Linked DNA regions of Homo sapiens: regions 2 and 3 are each linked to region 1. Evidence: chromatin loops called from intact Hi-C (ENCODE). Cell type or tissue: IMR-90. All regions are shown on one strand. Region 1 has its middle 11 kb from the start of OR51D1. Region 2 has its middle 5.1 kb from the start of OR51V1. Region 3 holds the start of LOC124902623 (a long non-coding RNA gene).

Region 1 (8,000 bases):
TTGGAACATATATTAGTATTATTCACCAGAATATGACTTAAAGAAGACTTGACATCATTTTGGAAATCTCATGTGACTAAACATGTCAAATAATCCTGTTTACTTCTTCTATGGATGTTTCAGGGGCCCTCTGAGCCATCTAGAAAGCCAGGCAGCAGGAAAGACAATTTTGAAACTTGAGGTTTGATTTTGGGATGTCTGTTAAATGCTAGAGGTTTAAAACACTGGATGTTATGAAGTAGAATTCCAGAATGCTAGAAATTATTTATTTTGCCAAAATGATGACTCAAAAGGCAAAAACCTTTCAGTAGCATTACTATTACATGAAAATCCTGTTTAAAGCCATATTTCACCCTTGCATTAGTTTATTAATGTTAACCCAATTTTATTTATTTTTTATTTTTTTGAGACAGAGTCTTGCTCTGTCACCCAGGCTGGAGAGCAGAGGCACAATCTCAGCTCACTGCAACTTCTGCCTCCTGGCAGAATCAAGTGATTCTCCTGCCTCAGCCTCCCAAGTAGCTGGGAGTACAGGTGTGCACCACCACACCCAGCTAATTTTGTATTTGTAGTAGAGATGGGGTTTCACCATGTTGGCCAGGCTGGCCTTGAACTCCTGACCTCAAGTGATCTGTCTGCATTGGCCTCCCAAAGTGCTGGGATCACAGGCATGAGCCACTATGCCCAGCCCCAATTTGTTTAAATGAAACCTTATAGATGATTCCATCTAACCTTAACCAATTTGACCATGAGGTGAAATCTTTACAAACCTTTTACAACCCTTTTGCTAAAGGCCAGATAAGCATCTTAAGACCACCTTGCTGTGCTTTTATTTTGATGCTCAGTTTATGAAAAGACCATATATTCAAAAGATCCTTTTGAATTAATGTTTACACACTTTTGCAAGATTAATTTTTACAATCTTTCTATAACTTGCTTAAACCTCTAGCTCTGTCTTATCAAATTTAATATAATCCTTCATCCCTGGGCAAAATTAACATTTCCATTCTTTCCTATAATCTTTTACTAAAGACACATTTTACTGTTTTTATATGCCTTTCATATAAAACTATTTAGTGATCATGTTGCTCTGTTACTCTTAGCAACCGTTACTTTTGGTGAAAAACCTGGTTAGTAAGCGATTTTAATTATGTGCCATGTGTGGCGCTTAGGACCCAGACAGAAGTGCAGATAAGGCTTGTCTCTTTCCAGATTCTAACTCCCTGTGCCTTACCTAACTGTAAAGCAGGCAGTATACAACCTCGAACCATTTAGCAAACCTAGTATCTAAATTGAATGATTTAGACCACCTATTGCATTTTGATGACACTTGCATTTTACCGATAATCCTTAAGACTATTTTTACTTCTTACAGATTAAACTATTTGCTTTTAATTCCTGTGGTTTCACGAGGAAAACAGGGTTTTTTTTTTTTTTTTTTTTCCCAAAACAGGGTCTGTGGTGCCTCGTAGTTCCATGCTACCAGAAGTTATCTTAGGGCGTCTTATGTGTGCATTAAGAGTGGCAAGCCAAAAAATGGAGAAAAATAATTCAGTTGACTGAGAAGAAAAAAAACTTTTTCCAGAAAGACAAGATCCAAGAAGAGAAAAACATAAAGGCCTTTTAAATATACCTATAACTTGAATATCCACTTTTAATTAAGCTGAGAGCTTTTTAAGAAAATCCTTTTAAATCTCTTGTTACTAGACTTTAGCCATGCGAAGCAATTAAGATTTTCAGCTTTTGAACGTTACAAAAAGTAATCTCACAGGTGAAACCAACAAGCCTTAATTAGGTTATGACTTAACCTCAAGTGTATATGGTGTTTTCAAAGGGGTGATAGGCAGCTTTTAAAACTATCATTGCAAAATTATTACTGAGACAGTGGAAGAGATCTGACCCAACCAACTCCATTTTGTTTCCAGCTCCCAAGCTATCCTTGCCTATCCCTGGGCATAGGCCAAACCAACTTTTGGAGGAGCTGGGTTTATAGTTTATAGTCTAAAACAAAGATGGTAACAGCCCCTTCTTAAGATAGGCTTACCTCTTGCCTGGGGAGCAGACCAAGAAACTAGCCATAAGATTAGAAACCATGGCCTAGGAGTCATGGAGCTGAGGCTACAAGATTCTGACCCTCCCTTAACTGCTCTCAAGATTAGTCCTTAATATATTTTGTAAACCCTGCTCTTGATGGATCAGCTGGCACCACCTAGATTGACAAACTGGCTTATCTGATTGTGTGGTCCTCACCCAGGAACTGACTTAGCACAAGAAGACAGCCACCATTGTAAAATGGTGGAGACTAAAACAAAGTATTGCCATGTGGTTCCAGGTCATGTTCCCAAGGACCTGAAACAAGATGGAGGCCTGTAGTCAAGTTTGTTACTGATTATGTTGTTGGGCTGGCTTGAACAGCAGGCTTATGGGGTCCTGGGCCTGCATTCTATTTTCGCTTTTCCTTTTAGGCCTGCTATAGAAGACATATTGCTTATCTCCAAATTTCTCTGCTGCCTACAGAATTGCCTGCTTCTCAGCTGTGGTTAGGGTTTGGCTTAGAAGCAGCATAACATCCCTCCATGAGAAGTCAAATACCTAAGTTAAATTTTGGAAAGCTTCTATATACCTATCAGGGTCGTTAGAAAATTGACCTAAGTCTCCCTTTATTTGTCTAAGATCTTGTAATGAGAAGGGAACTTGAAGGGGCCCCAAATAAAGGGGAGCCTCAGATAGTTCCCCTGGGAGTTGCTTCTCTAATTTTAGAGAATTATTTTCTTTTGGACCTGCCTGATATGATTGCTAAAAGAGCTGGGTTTATTTTGCAATGCTTGCAGAGGTCTAGTAAAAAGGTCATGCCCTTGTGCAAAAGAAAATGAGCCACATTTTTGTTAAAGTTTCTGGGTCACAGAAGTCCTTGTGCTTCAGAATGCACTCCAGAGGAACTAAGCAATTAGGGCTAGTCATGCTCACCCAGGTGGCTCTAGTCCTGGGTGACTTTTGACTTCCTAGACTTGTGTGAGCCGCCTGGCTCCCTGAAAAACGGATCTCAAGAAAAACTATGTAATAGTTGGGCAAGGCCCCTTTAATGGGCGGGGGGGGGGCATGCTAGATTAAACTCTGTATCTTGCTATTATGGCCGGTGCTGAAGCATTTACCTTTATAGAATGGTTTTGGCTAACTTCCAAACTTAAAATCCCCTTACTAGTTAGGTACCACTCTAATTGGAGGCAGAATAGGTGCCTTAAGAGAACATAGGGACTGAATGGCCATTTATCTGCTGATGGGACAGTATTGAGGCTAAAATTTGGCTACAGAGGACATTTTGCTCCTAATTGTTGAAGGCAGAGCTTTCCCATTCACAGTTGAAGCCTTTCTAGCAGTGCGAAAAGCCAGGATTGGGACACCGCAGTTTATGGCATAGGACTCACAATGTGCCTCATGAAGAGGATTTCTGTTTCCACTAGGTGGCGCTGTTGGCCTAGTAATACCTTGTACTCACCAGAGAAACGGTAAAGACGTTTATTGAGTTACTGCATGTTTGCCGATCTTTCCTAACAGAACTGTTCCCCTGAATTGTAAAAATTCCTGCACATTGCATATACGGAGAGCATAGTAGACATAATGACCATGGATAGAAAAGAAAGGAAAGTTTTGTGACAGGATAGCTGGAGATCCTTTACCAACACCTGGACGGACTGTCAGAGGCTGGGTTCAGTCCAGAAGCCTTTGAATAATGCCAGGGGTTCGTTGTCGCATGCCAAGAAAATTTAGGACACAGACACAGGTGGAATTTAGGAGCAGAGGTTTAATAGGTAGAAGAGAAGAGAAAGAGGAACAGCTTCCTCCATAGAGGAAGGGTTCTCCAAGCAGAAAAGACCATGCGGAAAGGATGGAGAAGAAAAAAACACCAGCTGGCAGGGAATGCACCGATTGTTTTAGTCTGGCATGAGGAGGTGGTGTCTGATTTATGTAGGGCTCACAGATTGGTTCAATTAGGTATGACATTTACATGGCACATGGGGAAGGCTGGTCACCTTACCCTAATCTTATGCAAATGGGCTTTTCAGTTATCAGCCCCATCTGGTCTGCTCCTTAGGATACACGCGGCTGGCAGAGAAGGGAAGATGGAGCCACCATTATGAAAATGTCTAGTCCTCAGTTTCTGCGGCATTCACCCATGCAAGCTCCCAGCTTGCAGGCTGCTCTTTGTTAGAAAATGATTTGGGGGTTCCCTTGCTATCTGCCTAAGTAATTCCTTCTTAACTCCTGTATCAGTACCTCAGGGGGTGTAAACTGTGGCTTTCGAAAATTTGCAGGGATTTGTATCTTCTATTTCTTTTGTGCTTTTAGGTAGGGAAAAAATCATTGGCTAAGTTGATCAAGGGGATCTGAGAATTAAGCCAAGAATAAATGTAAAAATGGGATGCTTAATTACTGAAGAACTGAGTACTCCATCTTCTAGCGACACTTACCTATAGTATTAAGTATTAGGCCCGGGAAGCAGCACACATTGACAAAAGTCGTAAAATCTTACTAAAAATAATGAAAAATTATAATAGAAAGCTCCAAATGAACAACACTCCATTTTGAAAAGTGCATTTGAAAATTAGAGCTGTCTAATTAGGCTCATCCAGGGATGCCTATTGATGTGCAGATGCTTCTAAAAAGATTTCATTGTTTTTATTGTTTTTAAGAAAAGTCTTTATAAAAGACAAAAAGCTTAAGCAACTAATTGATAAGAAAAATTAAGTCTTCTAACCTTTTAGTCTGGTTACTACCCTGCCCTGAAGGTGAAGAGAAAGCTGGATAAAGTGTTTGTAAAAGGTAGACCCTCAGGTAAAGTAGGCTTCCTGTTTTTTTTTCAGAGCTATGCATGAGTCTACACATAGCAAATGCTTTCTTTGCACTATTCCTTAATGGGCTTCACCCTAAATGCAGTAATTTTAGGTAAAAAACAGAAGCTAAGTTAAAATGACCACCTATGGAACAAAATCAGTCTTCAAAATATACCTTTTGGCATTTAGGTGGATATTTTGAAATGCTTTTGAAAAGAAATTTACATCTATAAAGGAACTGTCCATTTGTGAGGGTGTTTGCCTCTGTACACCAAAGAGAGGAAGGACTGAGCCACTAGAAATTCTTACCATTGTATTTCATTTACATAACAAGTCTTACTTTTGTTTAAGGTGCTTTTCCTGGCCATCTTGTCTTAAATGGGCTTTTACCTACATGCTTTTTCTTTGGCTTGAGGAAATGATGGTAGGATATTTAGGTCTGAAGTCTCAGCTCTGTACTTTTAAGATACAAATTTTCCACCTTGTTTCACCTAGGAGTCATCGTTTTAGAAGTGCAAATTTAGGACTGCCTAGCTAACAGTTGCGTAGGGCAATGAAACAAGCCATTGGAAGACTGATAGTCTGAATGGGGAAAATAAAAACTGTTTGGAAGTTGACAAATGAAACATCTTAATGAAAGCTATAAGATGTGCCTCTGTCTGTTTATATGATATTTCTATGTGATTTAAGATAACATACAGCAAATAAAGCTAGTTTTAAAATTATTGTTAAAATTCCTATTTAGGAATGTCTTCAGAATTGTCAGTATTAAAAATAATTGAGACAATTTTGCTTGGGTTTACTAGTCAGATATGCTTATGCTGATCCTCTCCCTTCTCACACCCCAAACCCTCCAACAGGCCTCAGTGTGTGTTGTTTCCCCCATATATCCATGTGTTCTCATCGTTTAGCTACCTTATAAGAGAGAACATGTGGTATTTGGTTTTCTGTTCCTGCATTAGTTTGCTAAGGATAATGGCCCCCAGTTCCATCCATGTCCCTGCAAAGGATATGATCTCGTTCCTTTTTATGGCTGCATCCTATTCCGTAGTGTCTATGTACCACATTTACTTTATCCAGCCCACTGTTGATGGACATTTAGTTTGATTCCTTGTCTTTGTTATTGTGAATAGTGCTGCAATGAACATATATGTGCATGTGTCTTTATAATAGAATGATTTATATTCCTTTGGGTATATACCCAGTAATGAGATTGCTGGGTCAAAAGGAATTTCTGCCTCTAGGTCTTTGAGGAATTGCCACACCATCTTCCAAAATAGTTGAACTAATTTACATTCCCACCAACAGCATAAAAGTGTTCCTTTTCTCCACAACCTCGCCAGCATCTGTTATTTTTTGATATTTTATTAATAGCCATTCTGACTGGTGTGAGATAGTATCTCATTGTGGTTTTGATTTGCATTTCTGTAATGATCAGTGATGTTGAGCTTTTTTTCATGTTTGTTGGCTACATGTATGTTTTCTTTTGAGAAATGTCTGTTCATGTCCTTTGCCCACTTTTTAATGGGGTTGTTTTTTCTTGTAAATTTGTTTAAGTTTCTTATGGATGCTCAATATTAGACCTTTGTCAGATGGATAGCTTGCAAAAGTTTTCTCCCATTCTGTAAGTTGTTTGTTTACTCTGTCGATTATTTGTTTTGCTGTGCAGAAGCTCTTTAGTTTAATTAGATCCCATTTGTTAATTTTTGCTTTTGTTGCAATTGCTTTTGGTATTTGTATGAAATAGTTGCCTGTTCCTATGTCACGAATGGTATTACCTTGGTTTTCTTCTGGGGTTTTTATAGTTTTGGGTTTCACATTTAAGTCTTTAATTCATCTTGAGTTGACTTTTGTATATGGTAATAACAAAGGGGTCCAGTTTCAATTTTCTGCATATGGCTAGCTAGTTGTCCCAGCACCATTTATTAAATAGGGAATCATTTCCCCATTGCTTGTTTTTGTCAGGTTTGTCAAAGATCTGATGGTTGTAGCTTTACAGTCTTATTTCTGGAATTTCTATTCTGTTCCATTGTCCTTTACAGACAATTAAATGCTGAGGGATTTTGTCACCACCTGGCCTGAAGGAAGGCTTCTGAAGGAAGCACTAAATACGGAAAGGAAAAACCAGTATCAGCCATTGCAAAAATATACCAAAATGTAAAGACCAATGACACTATGAAGAAACTGCATCAACTAATGTGCAAAATGAGCAGCTAGCATCATGACGACAGGACCGAATTCACACATAACAATATTAACCTTAAATGTAAGGGGCTAAATGCCCCAATTAAAAGACAGAGACTGGCAAATTGGATAAACCCATCAGTGTGCTGTATTCAGGAGACCCATCTCATGTGCAAAGACACACATAGGTTCAAAATAAAGGGATGGAGGAATATTTACCAAGCAAAGGGAAAGCAAAAAAAAAAAAGAAAAAAAAAAAGCAGGGGTTGCAATCTTAGTCTCTGATAAAACAGACTTTAAACCAACAAAGATCAAAAGAGACAAAGAAGGCCATTACATAATGGTAAAGTGATCAATGCAACAAGAAGAGCTAACTATCCTAAACATATATATGCACCCAATACAGGAGCACCCAGATTCATAAAGCAAGTTCTTAGAGACCTACAAAGAGACTTAGACTCCCACACAATAATAGTGGGAGACTTTAACACCCCACTGTCAATATTAGACAAATCAATGAGACAGAAAATTAACAAGGATATTCAGGACTTTAACTCAGCTCTGGACCAAGCGGACCTAATAGACATCTACAGAACTCTCCACCCCAAATCAACAGAATATACATTCTTCTTAGCACCACATAGCATTTATTCTAAAATCGACCACATAAGTGGAAGTAAAACACTCCTCAGCAAATGCAAAAGAATGGCTGGCTCAACATACACAAATCAATAAGTGTAATCCAGCACACAAACAGAACCAGTGACAAAAACAACATGATTATCTCAATAGATGCAGAAAAGGCCTTCTGTAAAATTCAACACCCCTTCATGCTAAAAACTCTCAATAAACTAGGTATTGATGGGTGGGACATATCTCAAAATAATAAGAGCTATTTATGACAAACCCATAGCCAATATCATATGGAATGGGCAAAAGTTAGAAGCATTCCCTTTGAAAACTGGCACAAGACAAGGATACCCT
Region 2 (8,000 bases), 580 kb after region 1:
AGCCTCACAACACAGTTCCACAGACTTTCTTCTCAATGTACTCTCTATACTACACTGACGTCTTCTAGCAGTCTAACCATTGTTTTTCTTGCCCTGACTCCTTCTCAGCATTGAATAACTTAGCTCACTATTTTTAATACTTTTTTCTCCATAGAATGCTTGAAGTTTCTTCGTTTCTTGCAGAGGATTTTTCAGTCTTTTGAATACGTATCTTCTTTCATTTCTCTAAATCGAATTTCTCTTCTTTCGTAAAATTTTTCTCGAAATGTTCTATCTGCCTAAATTATTCATCATCTTTTCCTCAATTTCTTCCTACCCTTTTTAAAACGATCTTGCAACTCAACAATCACTTTTCAAGAAGTTTCTTAAGACAAATTTATCCATATATCTATTATTTTGGTATCATGTTTCAATTTTAAATAAAACTTATAATTTTGTATTTATTAGCTAAATATTTAACTAATATTTAAACTAAATATTTAACTAATATCTCTGTTACAAACTAAATTCTCAGTTCCTTAATGTGCAGACTATGTCAACTTTTTCTTATTATTTGAAACTAACATTTGCACCTCTGATTCCTGACCACTCCTGAGAGCTCAAATTCATGAATACAACTGGCTATTTAATATATTCATCTGAGTGTTTAATCTTAAAATAAGAATGATGCCAATAAAGTACTTGATTTTCCCCCCAAAATCTATTTTCTGTCCCTTTTCTCCTAATATTATAAAGTGACTCCACCAATAACACAATTGCATAAGACAAGTCTTGAGTCATTTTTAAAATTTTTTATTTCTCTCTTTCCTTCCCTTTCCTCTCTCCATCAAATCTTTCATCAATTTCTACCATTTCTACCAGAAACACATCCCAGATAGGCCCACTTTTACACATTGCCCGTCTTGGTTTATAATATCATTGTTTCCCTGGCTACTATGATAATTTATTAAATTAATAATAATTTAATATTATTACTAGCTAATATCATGATTTATCTGTTTGTCCTCTAAAAAATGTATTATCTCCAGGGAAACCAAATTGCTTTTCTACAAACATCTACTAAATCACACAAACCTTTGTTGAAAAAACTCTTTGATGGTCACTTACCCATTGCTCGTAATGTAAAATACAAATTCTTTATCATAGTCAAAAAGCCTTGTATAACGTGGCTCACCTGCCTCTTCTATTACATCTTTAGACCACTACTGCCTACACTCCTTAATATTTAGGTATCTTTATCTTCCTCAAAACAAGCTAAGTACATGCATGTCTCAGGATCTTTGCCCATGGTCTTCTCTGTGCTCCGAATTATCTACCCCAAGTATTTGCACAGCAATTCCTTTCACCATTAACTTTTGAGTTAAAATGATTACTTCCTCAGGGGGATTTTTCTAATACTGCTCCCCACCTAGATTATCTCATTTCTTCAACCCCCTTAACTAACTTACTCTCATCACAGTATACTAGTTTATATTTATACCACTTATTATACACTGAATTTCCATTAGATTCATTAGAGGCTGTAGAAGATTAGGAACCATATCTGTTTTTTGCTCAAGAATATGAAAAATAAGGGTTAGCATAGAATGGGCACTTATCAAATAATTTTTAATTAATTATTCTATGAAATAAGAGCTAGACAATCACAGAGATATAAAGATAATATGAATGTGAACACTCCTATCAAAGTGTGTGTAAAATCATCTGTGTACACTTAGTCTTTTCTGACCTTTGGCCACCAATTGAGTCATCATATACCAAGTTTGAATGGTTTATAAAACAGATGCTGCTCCAGGGATCTTGCTGACCTTGAATACAACACTCCAATTTCAAACATGATTTCTCTCATTTCCAGCCTGACTCAGACATATCGTCAAGGATCTGGGATTGATCACAAAAGATTTAATATTCTGTGAATGTAGGTATGTGTTAAAAGTATCTACTTTCAGCCAGGCTTGGTGGCTCACGCCTGTAATCCTAGCACTTTGGGAGGCCGAGGCAGGTGGATTGGCTGAGCTCAGGAGTTGGAGACCAACCTGGGCAAAATGGTGAAACCCTGTCTCTACTAAAACACAAAAATAATTAGCTGGGCATGGCAGTGTGCTCCTGTAATCCCAGTTACTTGGGAGACTGAGGCAGGAGAATTGCTTGATCCTGGGAGGTGGAAGTTGCAGTGAGCCGAGATCGCGCCATTGCACTCCAGTCTGGGCGACAGAGCAAGACTCTGTCCCAAAGGAAAAAAAAAATCTATTTTCATGCAGGTTTCTTCAGACTGACTACAAAGGCTTCAGACTAGCTACAAAGCTTAAAAATCTACTTTCATTCAGGCTTCTTCAGACTAGATACAGAAGAAATGAGACCATCTAGATGGGGAACAGTATTATCCATGTTGCCACCATAGAGACTATCAGCCTTTTGGGATTACCAGAGCAAAATACATGTTGGAGGATTTTTTAAAATATGTTTTGAAAGGTAGGATGAAAGAGCATAGTTTTGATAAGGTAAATAAATGAAGATTTAAAGAAAAACAAGATCAATATGTCAGGTGTGCCAGATGCTCCACCTGTATTTAAAAAACAAAAAGATTTACAGTTTTCCAAGACATCATGTTGTGTTATGCTATCTGAGAGTCAGTGTATGGTATCTCAGTCTGAGTTCCCAGCAACCAGAACAATGCCTATAATAAAATAAATAGAGAAGACAAATAGCAGTGAATTTGAGTCTGGAGAAATAAAAGGGTTTTCGTATCCCCTCTGAGCACTGTCTGGAATGTTGACTTGGAAAGCAAATCTGTGATTATAATAACCAGGTCATTCTTTCAGGAGTCTTTTCTGATGCCCTCTGATTAAAACTGACCTACATATGCAGAAATCTCTTGGTTTTTTTTTTTTTTCTGTCTTTTCAGAATAATTCCCTGTGTGATTACTTGCTTACTTTAAAATAGGGTAATGACCAATAGTCATTGTTCCAAAGACATAGAGAAAGTATATTGTGTTTAAAAGACAGCTTCTTTATAATTCTATAGAACTAAAACATTCCTATTTGCCAAGGCAGTGGAGTTTTTGCTGTTCTTAGAACATAATTACTGAAAGACACCCACACATGTCCTGCCTTGGACAAAAAATTGTATGTCCATCCTTTAAAGGTCATTCCTTTAATGGTCTTTTCTGGACACCACTAGGGGTCAGAAGTAGTTCATCAAACTTTCTTCCCTCCCTACTTCAGTGATGCATAAGGCAGATCTGCTTTAGTGTAAGCGAGGTCAGGCCCTCAAGAGTCTTGGGATGGCTGAAGAGGTAAGAACATTCTATAAGACTTGTCCAAAGAACTGACTGTTTAATGATTCTGAATATGCTAGTTCAGAGAGAATCTATTTACCACAAACCTGAAGTAGGCTTAAATTTCCAGTTTACCTGAATGGTTATGACCTAATTAGAGGAATGACTTTATAAACATATATAGATACAAATATATAGTGTATATTTATTATATACTATATATTTATTATATATTATATAAGCATAAAATGTAATAGATTATTGTATATATTTAATAACATATTATTACATATTTTAATATATAATATATAAAATGTATTATATTTAATATATAATGCATGTAATATATAAATATACATTATATATTATATATTATGTAATAAATATATATTATGTATATACACATTTATCTAGACTTTATTACATATTTCATTATATATTTTATAAGATTTCTATAAATAATATTCCCATCATTACTAAAATATTTTTTAAAAATTAGCCATACCTTAGAAGCATTATAAAAAATATATGACATGGTCCATCTGTTCAACTGTAGCCATCTAACCATTTGAGAAGTTTTTATAAGATTTATAGCATTTGATTGTACCATGACATAAATCATCTCATGCAAGATAGTGTATTTGTTTTGTTGGCTTTAATATGTTCCCTTTTCTTCAGAAAATGTGAGACAGCTTAAAATAAAATTAACTATAAGAAACTGGTAAACACTGAATGAAAGAAGAAAACCAAGCAGAAAAGTAAAAGGAGGTTACAAATAAATTTATATTTTAAAAACATTTTTTATTTGCCTGGCAAATAATAAGTGCATATATTAATGGATACAATAATAATATATAATATAAATATATAATATATATAATATGTTATGGGATACAATGTGATGTTTGATCTATATATACATTGTAGAGAGAGTCTATCAAGCTAATTAGCATATGAATCACCTTCCAACTTTTTTTGTGGTGAGAACATAAAATATTTATTTTTTAGCAATTTTTAATTTAAATACATAATATATTATTAACTGTGTTCACTATGCAGTGTGAGAGATCACTAAAACTTATTCCTCTAGTCTAACTGAAGATCAACTTCTTTCCCTTCCCATCCCTCCTCTACACTCTCAGTCAGCCTATGGAACCATCTTTCTATTCCCGTTTTTATGAAATCAACTTTTTAAAAAATTCATCCTTAAATATATTAAAATGAACAGTTAAATTTATGAGGATAAATAATTAAAACTATTACACATATTTTAAGTTGTCCTCTGAAAATTCTAGAATTCTACTTCAATACCCTTATTTTTAAGATAAAGGAAATTGTAAAGGCTTTCTAAGAAATCGAGTACCCATACCTAGGCTGCTAGACTCCAGGTCCAATTTTTCTCCAGGGGGTTACTATGGCTTCAGGGAAGCTATCTATAATCACCATCTCCAGAACATCTCTCACTTTCTCATCACCACACAGTGGAATAAGAATAGTTTTGGCAGCAATAAAAAAGTAATGCCATATCAAATTAGTAAAGCCTTCAGAAAAAGTATGAATATTACACAGTTACACTTATATTAGAACTAAAATTTATTTATTGAAATTCACATTACCATAATTATTTATGTCTGATTAAATGTTATTAAAGCTAAAATTTTGAATTTATATACTACTATTAATTTCCAGTTCTATCTTTCTGTTCAAGAAAAGAATGTGAGAAGTAAATTAGTGCCTCAAATTTGCCTACTTCATCCCCAACAGAGGAGATCATGACTATATCAATAATGGAGCCTGGGCCCAGACAACTGGTTAAGAGAGAGGTCATTCTGACCTCAGAACATAGGAGAGATGGATATTGTACACCACAGAGTCCAGGATGACTAGCAGTGAAGGATTCAAATGCCTGGCGAAATCTCCTATACAACCGGAGAGACCCAAGTCCCCAAAGACAAGAAGGGATGATGAAATGGCCTCTGCATGACATGACTTGCCTATGAGCCCTCCCATTGCTATAAGGATGGGGATCTTAGCACAGTGCCTTGTGTGAACAGTAATGCTAGCCTTGATTTTACCATGGCAAGTTTGTTTAGGGAAAAATTCAACCCACCCATTGAAATTCCAACCTCAACCAAATGAGGGATGGCTGGGGATGCAACCACAAAGATACTGTATCTTAGGAGGGGAGTTTTTTTTTTTTATAGAAACTCGTCAGGATATTATTGCTAGGATGTGTTGTTACTGGGAAAAAAGCTGATGGAATACAAAAGAGTAGACATCCCCACAGGGATTATTTGAGGCAATCAGTGACTAACATGACCACTTTGCTTTCTCTATGCAGGTGTCATCTATTGTGATATAGTGCCAGGAGGTTGCCTTTGCTGTGGCTTTCGACCCTAGATTTTTAAATTGTGTGACAAACCCATCTTTTATTTATGTAAATAAAATGTCCGTGTTTATTGGTTATTGTTATATTGTGAAATTGTAGTAGATCTAAAATTGTAATTTCTTGGATTCCTAGAATTTCTAAATCTGTGGATTTTTAGAATTCTCTAGAGGTGACAAAGGTTTATTATCTAAGCTACCGGAGCTATGTACTTTTGGATATAAGAGTGTCTCCATCTCCATTGCCTTACAAATCAGGTGTGAGCCAGGCATGTCTCTCAGACTGGAAAAGGTAACTAATCAGAAGGAACCATTGTCCTAGAATGGGGCAAGTGTACAATACCCAGAAAGACCACTGGTGCCGTAGCATATAACATATTCACTCAATCCTTCATACCCTTTGTATCGTTTTTTTTCTGTTTTATTTATTTTATTTATTTATTAGAGATCATAGTGTGTGCAACACCTATGTCCAGGTTCTGTGGTAAACGTCAGCGTGGAGAAATTAGTAGCTATTAGATCATAAAAAGGTGAGGCATAATCATATTTGTCTTTGAGAAGCTGACTGTGGCTATAGGTGAAGAAAAAAATTATAATTTTAGTTTTATTATTAATATCACCATGATCATCATGATAAAAAGTTAATATTTACTGGGAACTTATTTGGTTTGTCATTTTTCGAAGGAATTTATGTTAATTTACTCACTATAAGAAATTTATAAAGTAGATTCCATTATAGCTCTTAATTTATTATTGAGGAATGTAAGGCATAGAGAAGTAACTTATCCTCAAAACAAAGCTATTAACTTATGGACCTGAGAGTAGAGCCCGGGCTGTCTCATGCCAGAACCTATTATCCCATGTTGCAAGACACAAATAGGAAAATAGAACCGGTTAGAAGTTATTGAAGGGCATGAAATAATAGTGGTTTGAAATTTGAGTAGAGTAGGACCAAGAAAATGCATATTTCAGGGAATACCTGAGAGGAAAAAAAAAAACTATGAAGGAACGCAGTAATTAGCTCCTTAGCTGAAAGAATGATCTTCTGGTCAGTGAGAACTGGTTTCAAATCTTGGTTTTGTCATTTCTTAGGTATATAATTTTTAGCTCAACACTTAGCTGCACAATTTTTAAAAATATTGTTGGTATGATGATAATATATAAAAACGGCTCATTATCTGCCACTCAAAAGCTATCAGTATTTATGATAATAATTCTAGTTGTGAGAAATTGATTATTAAATATATATAAGGGATAGAAGAGAGTGGAGAGTAAAGGCAAAAATGATTGACAAAATTTTGTCTTGGAAATCTGAGTGAACCATTCATCAAGTTTGGAAGCATTAGAGGAAACTGAAAGAAGTGGAGGATAATTTACTATCTTTTCAACTCGCTGAGTTTAAGAGGTCCATAGGTCATATAAGTGGAGGTGACCTGTAAGCTATTGTAACATTTTTTTTTCATGTCCCAAAATGTTAATGTATCCCTAACAGAGAGCAATGAAGTTCTTTTTAGTGGAGTTTCTCTTTCTTGACATAGTACCATGTAGTGAAGACACTGCTGACTTTGGAATTGAAAGAATCTTAGCTCAGCTACTTACTAGCTGAGTAGCTACAACACCTTAATGCCCATCCCAAGACAGTGTGTGTAAAAGACGAATAACAACATCTCAGGAAGCACAGGATGTACCAGAGAGCACCATCTTTTCATGTTGCTTTCCTAGGCTTTTTATTTCCCTCCTCTAGGTATTTCTGTTATTTTCCTTTTTTCATTATTTCTTCCCTCTTCTTCAGGAAGTTAAGACAGTCTACCTAGATTTAGAAGCAAATGTTTATATAGTGGTGAAATTTAAAGCCTAATTGACTAAAGCCATTTAAGAATGTAATATCTCAGTTAGTATGCACTTCTTGAAATGCAAAGAAATGGTCTGACTTTTTTCCATTGTTTAGTTTCTAAATTTAGTTTTTATTTTAATATTTTAAGTACAGCATGCATATATAAAAGTACACAAATTATACATGCACAGCTGAATTAACTTTTGGAAGGTGAACACACCCATGTAACAACTAATAAGATAGGAAATTAAAGAGTAAACATATGCTCACTCTTTATCATTCCACTAATTGTCTCCAAAGTTAATAATTATCCTGATATAATTCATTTTTATCACGATTGACTCATGTCCCTTTTTTTAAAAGTGTGTATACATTGAATTATACTGTGTTGCTTATGTCTGACTTTATTCAATATTATGTTTGTGAATTGCATTCATACTAGTGTATGACTGTAGTTGATTTTTCATTTCTGAATGTCATTCTATTTTATGTATATACCACAA
Region 3 (8,000 bases), 1.7 Mb after region 1:
CTGGGCAACAAGAGCGAAACTCCATTTCAAAAAAAAATTTATTCTTTTTCCAGTGATTTTTTTTTTTTTTTTTGACAGGGTCTTGCTCTGTCACCCAGGGTAGAGAGCAGTGGCACAAACACCATTCATTGCAGCCTCAGCCTCCTCGGGCTGAAGCAATCCTCCCATGTAGCTGGGACCACAAGTGTGCACCCCCACACCCAGCTAATCTTTTTTTTTTTTTTTTTTTTTTTGTAGAGATGGGGATCTCCCTGTGTTGCGCAGGCTGATCTCAAATTCGTAGACTCAAGCGATACTCCCACCTTGGCCTCCCAAAGCATTGGGATTACAGGCGTGAGCCACCGCGCCTGTCCCCTATAGATTTTTTATTCCATTTTTATGGTATATTGAATTCATATATATCAGGTCAATCTTTTTTCCAGGCAACCTATTCAGCTCCAATAAAAGAGTGTTTGACACCTGACTGTGCATTGTTTATTACTCCCTGTTAAGTATAGTCAAAATAATTTAAAGAAAAAAATCACATACTTTACTTCCAATTATTTATCCAACATCCAACTGAATGTTGACTTTGGGACAGACACTGGCTGGGTGCTGGAAATAGAGTGGAGAATAAGACAGGTATGGTTTCTGCCATTACTATACTCATAATCAAATAGCAATAATGATAAGACTACAGAAAGTGTTTAGCAGCAAACTGCATCTTAGAGGTGATGGGAGGGAAGTGTTGGAGAAACCCACTGGAGGCTTCCATCTGACACCTGAAGGATGAGTGGACACTAACACAAAGAGAAGGAGGCTGGCAGAATCCAGAACATGATGAGACCTAGGCCAGGCACCTCCTACTAGGACCTTGATTACAGCTTTATGGAACCAATGGAACCTGGAGGAAAAGAAGCAGGTAAAGATGAGAAAACTGATCACCCTGCAAGGACTATCCTGAGCAGAAAAGGGGAGCTCCTACTTCATGCCAGACATCATGCCAACACTTGCATATAACTCTCAGTTCATCCTCAGAATCCTCCTTGGGGTTACTTTATTTATTCCACTGTACTATCACTGGGAGACTAAGGCCAGAGTGTTTACATTCCCCACTTGCTGGGGTCCCAGATCATAATGTGGGCAGGATGAAGCCCTGAAGCATGAACGCATCCACCTTGTTCTGTTCCTTTCCTCCCTCCTCGGGGGAAGTTTGCTATCCCTGAACCTTTGTGCTTCTTGATCTCATGTCATACAATCTTAGACATAAGTCTAAAAGACGTTGACTCACCAGAGTCCTTGGACTGGCAGGGGCCTAGGTCAGACTGTGGAATCTCCAGAGCCAAATTTGTCTTTTCAAATTCTAAGTTCTCGGCACTTGGTTTCTCATGTCACCCACTTGGCCCTCTTCCAAGTGTACTTTCCTTCTTTTCTTTCCTTACTATTCTAAAGCTTTTTAATAAACTTCCACTGCTGCTCTGAAATTTGCCTTGGTCCTTTTTTCTGCCTTATGCCTCTCAGTTGAATTCTTTCTTCTTCTTTTTTTTTTTTTTTTTTTTTTTGAGACAGAGTTTCACTCTTGTTGCCCATACTGGAGTGCAATGGCACAGTCTCCACTTACTGCAACCTCTGCCTCCTGGGTTCAAGCGATTCTCTTGCCTCAGCCTCCTGAGTAGCTGGGATTATAGACATGCACCACCACGCCCAGCTAATTTTTGTATTTTTAGTAGAGAGAGGGCGTCTCCATGTTGGTCAGGCTGGTCTCGAACCCCCAACTTCAGGTGACCCACCCGACTCGGCCTCCCAAAGTGCTGGGATTACAGGCATGAGCCACCACGCCTGGCTGAATTCTTTCTTCTAAGGAGGCAAGAATTGAGGTTGCTGCAGATGCATACAGATTCGCTGCCAGTAACTCAGATACCTGCCACTGCTAACATATTTGGTGCTGACTGACTCAGATATGTTCCCTAGTGGTGAGAGATCTCTATGCCTCACCTTCTTCAGCTGGAGGCGTCTGATCCCTGTGTGTGGTTTTTCTTCTCCTCTCTAAAAAAAAAAAAAAAAAAAAGAAAAAAAAAATTCGAAGTTCTCTACCCACCTTTATAGCTCAATGAGCTCATAAATAGTCATCAGGACCTGCTGGTTGTTGCAGATATTTACACCAAAACTTCAAAACAATGCACACTTGCAGGATCACTGTCTTACTAGGTATCTTTCGGGACTGCATTCCAAAAGCTCTCCATTTCCATTACTGTGTTCCATGGCCAAGACCCACCCACATGGCCACCACCTTTGCTTCCTCTGTACCCCTGTACTCTAGTTGTAAATGCCAGTTGCTTCCCACCCCTCACTTCCCTGCCACACCACCATATATATGACAGCTAGCCATTTTATACCAGCGCTACTCAAAATTGTGGCCTACAGGCCAGTATCCACCTACAAATTATTTGTTCCCATGAGAAGATAAGTTCAGAAATGGAGAGTAAGCATTTAGAAATGTCTATAGCAATTTGACAGAATCATTATTTATCATTTAATTTAATAACAAAAAGTACACCTAACGCCATATGGTATCCTGAATTAGATTCTGAAACAGAAAAAGGACATTAGTGGAAAAACTGCTGAAATCTGAAGAGAGTCTGTAGTTTAGTGAATAGTACCATGCCACAGCTAATTTATTAGTTTCGATAAATGTACCACAGTTATCCAAGATATTAACATTAGGGGAAATTGAATGAAGGGTACACAGCAACTGTCTACTCTCTTCGCAACTTTTCTGCAAATCTAAAATTATTCCAAAATAAAAAGTTTATTTTTACAAACTGGGTTCATATTTTGTGTCTTTTTAAATTTTTTCTTTTTTTTCTTTTTTCTTTTTGAGACGAAGTCTTACTCTTGTCCCCTAGGCTGGAGTGCAATGGCACGATCTCGGCTCACTGCAACCTCCGCCTCCCGGGTTGAAGCAATTCTCCTGCCTCAGCCTCCTAAGTAGCTGGGATTACCGGTGCCTGCCACCACGCCCAGCTAATGTTTGTATTGTTAGTAGACACAGGGTTTCACCATGTTGGCCAGACTGGTCTCAAACTCCTGACCTCAGGTTATCTGCCCACCTCGGCCTCCCGAAGTGCTGGGATTACAGGCATGAGCCACCACGCCCGGCCAAATTTTTGTTTTTCTAGCAATTTAATTGCATTTTACAAAAGTGTCAGTCTGCAGTGGATTTGAAATGCAAATGTTTAAAATAAAATTGGTCTTGTCACCATGGATAGTTTGAGAAACACTGCTTTGTACACTCTGTATCCCCCATGGAGCTTGTCACCATAATTGCTATGCACTCTGATCACTAATACTTGTTGATGATGGCCAAACCCACAGGTGTGAGTTTTGGAACCAGTTGCTGCACATTGTAGATAAAGTCACAGCCCAGGGCCCTGTCAATCCTCCAATACAGGGACATTTCAGGACTCTGTTGTATACTGAATACTGCCATATCCCAGGGCCCTGTCACATCGTAGCTGTTGCACACCAGATACTATCACAGCTCAGGGCCAAGCAGGGGCTGTGACAAGCCCCTGGGAAATGCCAGTATATAAAGATTGACAGGACAGGCCCTGGGTTGTTCTGCACATGGAGGTTCCTGGGACGTGCCATTATTTGAGGGATGCCAGAGCCCCACTCTGTGTCTATATCTGGGGTATGACAAGGCCCTGGACTGTGACATGGTTCTGGAATGTGGCCACGCCCCGTGAGTGAGGTATTGAGTTCTGGGCTGTGACAAGTTCTGACTGTGCCAGGGTACAGACTCTTAATTCCTTCTGGAATACTGAGAGTGCCGGGAAATGACAGCTTAATGTTCAGGGTACGTCTTAGTTTGTCTTGGATCTTGTGACAGGGACAGCTGCATTAGTCTTGGAGTGAAAGTGTATCTGAGTATGTTGGGCCACATTTGCAGTAGTTTGTTCTGAACTCCAGAGCTATTGACCAAGCCCGTCCTGCCTTCTGAGGTATGGAAGACACTGAGGCCTCCTGACCCACGGCACAGCATTCTCTGCTTCCAGCGCGTCTGCCTTGGGCCATCACCCCAGAGAGTTTGATCAAGGTCTGTCTTACCACACCCCCTCCCAAATTCTTGCAGCTCCCAAAGCTGCTGGAGGCAGCACCTGAGCCTGTCTCTCCGCTGAGCTTCTTCACCCCAAGGACTGCCTGCTGGCTGCCCACTTCTCATCAGGCAAGGCCACAGTGCCATCTGCTGGCTATTGGGAGCCATGCTGGTCAGGTTGGGAGGGCACAGGAGCATGCTAGGCTGACAAGGAGCACTGAGCTCTCCCCACCTCAGCTCAGGAATAACAGAAGTGGCCTTTCCCTTAAGCCCCCACTGACCAGAGCCCCTCATTCAGGCTTCAGTCACCAGAGCCCCCTGCTCAAGTCCTTTAGTTACCATGGCCTCTAGGTCAGTCTCCTCAGGAATCAGGGCCCCTTGTGCAGCCCCCAGTCCCACCCCCCACTGACCAGAGCCTCAGTGACCAGGGCCCCTAGGTCATGCATCCAATGACCAGGGCCTCTTTCTAAGGCTCTCTACTGACCAGAACCCCTCATTCTAGCTCCATGGTGGTGAGGGCACCTCATTTAGGCTTGGCTTCACAATCAGGTCATTCAATGACCAGGACCTATAGCTCTTGACCCCCAAAGACCAGGGCCTTTCTCAGACCCCCACGACCAGGTCCTTTCAGTGACCTATAGTCCTCTCTTTTAGGACCCTCTGTGCCTAGGTTACTAAAGACCATTACTCAGAGGACATAAGGAGTGGTGTTTGTGGGGGCTCTTTGATCCCCAAGAGCTGGACAGGTCCCATCTGTTTCCTCTGTTTATCGTCCCCTTCCCACTGGTCTCCAGAGAGGCCTCTGGCCACTGGGGCTTTCCATTTTGTTTTGCCTGTGCTCCCGGGTCCCTCTTCAGACATGGCCACAGCTGTGCCCAGGTCTCATAACAAAGGTGGTCTCTGTTGAGTTAACTAATCCCATCCCGGGAACTGTGGCCCAAGAAGACTAGATTCTATAGCATGGCAGCCCACCTGGGCCTCGCATCTGCTGGCCCTCTAACACCAGACCACACACCCCTGTGCCATCTCACCACCTCCCATAGGCAGGCCTCCCATCACATCTATCTCAGGCCGTATTACCCAAAGGCCAAATGCTTCCAGTCCCAGCATCCCACCAGTCCCTGGCACCTGTCCTAGATACCAAGTGTGACTTTTCCCATTTTCCTTTTCTTCCAGACCCAAGCCTAATCCAGGTCCTACCCTTCTCAGCCCCCATCCCACTTGGGTTTATTTACTTATTCAAACAAACATCAAATGAGCATCTACATATTAGGATTCTAGATAGGGGTGTGGGGTCAGTGTGCAGGGACGGCAGCATAGAAGAGGGACTTTGGTTGAGACTTGAAGGATGAATAGGAGTTTGCCAAAGGGTCAAAGGATAGGAAGCTATTTGAGGAAGAAGAAACTGCATATACTACACAAATATACAGAGGACCCTGGTCAGCCATGTGGTTGGAGCACAAAGTGAAAAGTGAGGAGAGAGGGAGAAGAGAGACTTGAACAGGGAAGCAGAGAACAACAGATGGAAGATCTTGTAGCTGAGCTAAGGAGTATGAATTTTTTTCCCCTAGGATGGAAAAACACAGAAGTTTTTTCAAATTTCCAAGTAGGAAGTTATGATTCCAAAAAAAAGAAAAAGAAAAAGAAAAGAAGGCTTTTTCTAATTAGAAAGGTCAGGTTAGTGGCATTGTGGAAGACGGATTGGACAGGGGCAAAAGTAGACCCAGGGAGACTAGTCAGTCTAGCCAGTCAGCCAACAAGTGTTTTGTAAGTTCTGTAGTAGGTTAAATAGTTGCTTCCCCCACTCCAAAAGTTATGCCCATGTCCCAGAACCCGTGAATGTGACCTTATTTGGAAAACAGAACTTTAAAGATGTAATCAAGTTAAGGATCTCAGGATCCTTGATTATCTGATGGGCCTTAAATCCAATGGCAAATGTCCTTAAAAGAAACAAATGCAAGAGAAGGCCACTGAAGACAGAGGCAGAGATTGCAGTGATGCAGCCATAAGCCAAGGAATGCCCGGAAATGTCAGAAGCAGAAAGAGCAGATTCTCCCTTCAAGCCTTCAGAGGGAGTGTGGCCCTGCTGACATCTTGACATCAAACCTCTAGCCTCCAGAACAATGAGAATAAATTTATGTTGCCTTATGCCACCAAGTTTGTGGTAATTTTTTACAACAGCTCTAGGAAACCAATACACACGCTGACCAGGTACTGTGGTAGACACTGGGCGTATCATAATGAACACAGTAGATGTTTCCTGCCCTCTTGAATCTTAACAGTAAGCAAGTTTATTCATTCATTCACTCAACAAATATTCATTTGGCACCTGTAATATTCCAACCACTGTTCTAGGTACTTGGGTTACACTGGTGAAGAGTCTCTACTTTTGTGCAGTTCATTACTAGTGGAAGAAACAGACAGCAAACAAGTAAATAATAGAAGAGAAGAGAACAAATGAATAGAAACAGTAAAATAGAATGGAAGAGAGTAGAATAGAAACACTAGAACAGAAAAGAACTAAACAGAGCATATTAGAGTAGAACAAAATAGAATAGAATAGGAGTAGGGATAAGTGACCTAAAGAAAAATAAAGCTGGGTAAGGACAGGGTGAGGACCCGTTCCTCAGGTTTCCTTCCAGACCTCCTCCTGCTTGGCTCTGAATTGCTGGGGAACTGGTCTCTGCAGGCTGCATTTCCCAGGCTCCCGTTAGCTGGTGGACTTTGACCATTCAGATGAACTGGTAGGAGACTGGCAGTCAGAATCCAGCAGCCTGCCAGGATTTTTCACCACCTTTTCCTCTGCCTCTGCTGTGACTGTATCTCATTTAAGCCTCCATTGCTGAATAGGCCTGCTGTGGTTCTACCTTCTACACAGTGGCCTTCTTCCTGGGAAAAGTCTCTTCTCTGTCCCTCCTGTCAGGCCTCTGAGCCAAAGCTAAGCCATCATATCCCCTGTGACCTGCACATACACATCCAGATGGCTGGTTCCTGCCTTAACTGAGGACATTCAACCACAAAAGAAGTGAAAATGGCTGGTCCTTGCCTTAACTGATGACATTACCTTGTGAAATTCATTTTCCTGGCCCATCCTGGCTCAAAAGCTCCCCCACTGAGCACCTTGTGACCCCCACCCCTGCCCGCCAGAGAACAACCCCCTTTGACTATAATTTTCCTTTACCTACCCAAATCCTATAAAATGACCCCACCCCTATCTCCCTTTGCTGACTCTCTCTTCAGACTCAGCCCGCCTGCACCCAGGTGAAATAAACAGCCTTGTTGCTCACACAAAGCCTGTTTGGTGGGCTCTTCACACGGACGGGAGTGAAATTTTGGTGCCGTGACTCGGATCGGGGGACCTCCCTTGGGAGATCAATCCCCTGTCCTCCTGCACTTTGCTCCATGAGAAAGATCCACCTACGACCTTGGGTCCTCAGACCGACCGGCCCGAGGAACAACTCACCAATTTTAAATCGGGTAAGTGGCCTTTTTTTTACTCTCTTCTCCAACCTCTCTTACTATCCCTCAACCTCTTTCTCCTTTCAATCTTGGCACCACACTTCAATCTCTCCCTTAATTTCAGTACCTTTCCCTTTATGTTAGAGACAAAGGAGACACATTTTATCCGTGAACCCAAAACTCCGGCGCTGGTCACGGACTCAGGAAGACAGTCTTCCCTTGGTGTTTAATCACACGGGGATGCCTGCCTGATTATTCACCCACATTTCAGAGGTGTCTGACCACGTGGGGATGCCTGCCTTGGTCCTTCACCCTTAGTGGCAAGTACTGCTTTTCTGGGGGACAAGAAACCCCTGACCCCTTCTCTCCATGTCTCTACCCCTTCTCTGCTTTTCTAGGGGGCAAGAACCCCCCGCCCCTTCTCTCCGTGTCTCTACTCTCTCTTTTCTCTGGGCTTGCCTCC

What was found. Peaks named below come from ENCODE experiments on the same cell type or tissue, not always from the same donor. Only the 100,000 strongest peaks of a DNase experiment are listed, where the experiment ranks them.
Region 2: a loop joins it to region 1, with 6 times the contacts of the local background. A loop is called at or near these places in 4 of 110 quality-filtered maps.
Region 3: it touches region 1 in a loop (7-fold over the local background); 7 of 110 quality-filtered maps call a loop at or near these places.

What each region holds. Positions count from the first base shown.
Region 1 is chr11:4,622,930-4,630,929 of GRCh38, forward strand. No RefSeq gene overlaps it. Among named protein-coding and RNA genes, the nearest start is that of OR51D1, 11 kb to the right of the region's middle. In IMR-90, a CTCF peak has its summit at 3,466 (motif pointing right); a DNase peak (open chromatin) is centred at 3,462; H3K27me3 peaks cover 193 bases.
Region 2 is chr11:5,201,792-5,209,791 of GRCh38, forward strand. No RefSeq gene overlaps it. Among named protein-coding and RNA genes, the nearest start is that of OR51V1, 5.1 kb to the left of the region's middle. In IMR-90, a CTCF peak has its summit at 3,180 (motif pointing right); DNase peaks (open chromatin) are centred at 1,780 and 3,220; H3K27ac peaks cover 468 bases.
Region 3 is chr11:6,359,033-6,367,032 of GRCh38, forward strand. It overlaps LOC124902623 (a long non-coding RNA gene), which reads left to right and starts at 3,763. Exons shown (of 2, transcript XR_007062571.1): 1 at 3,763-4,078; 2 at 5,255-6,235. RefSeq lists a silencer at 4,047-4,341. In IMR-90, a CTCF peak has its summit at 4,229 (motif pointing left); a DNase peak (open chromatin) is centred at 4,219; H3K27me3 peaks cover 298 bases.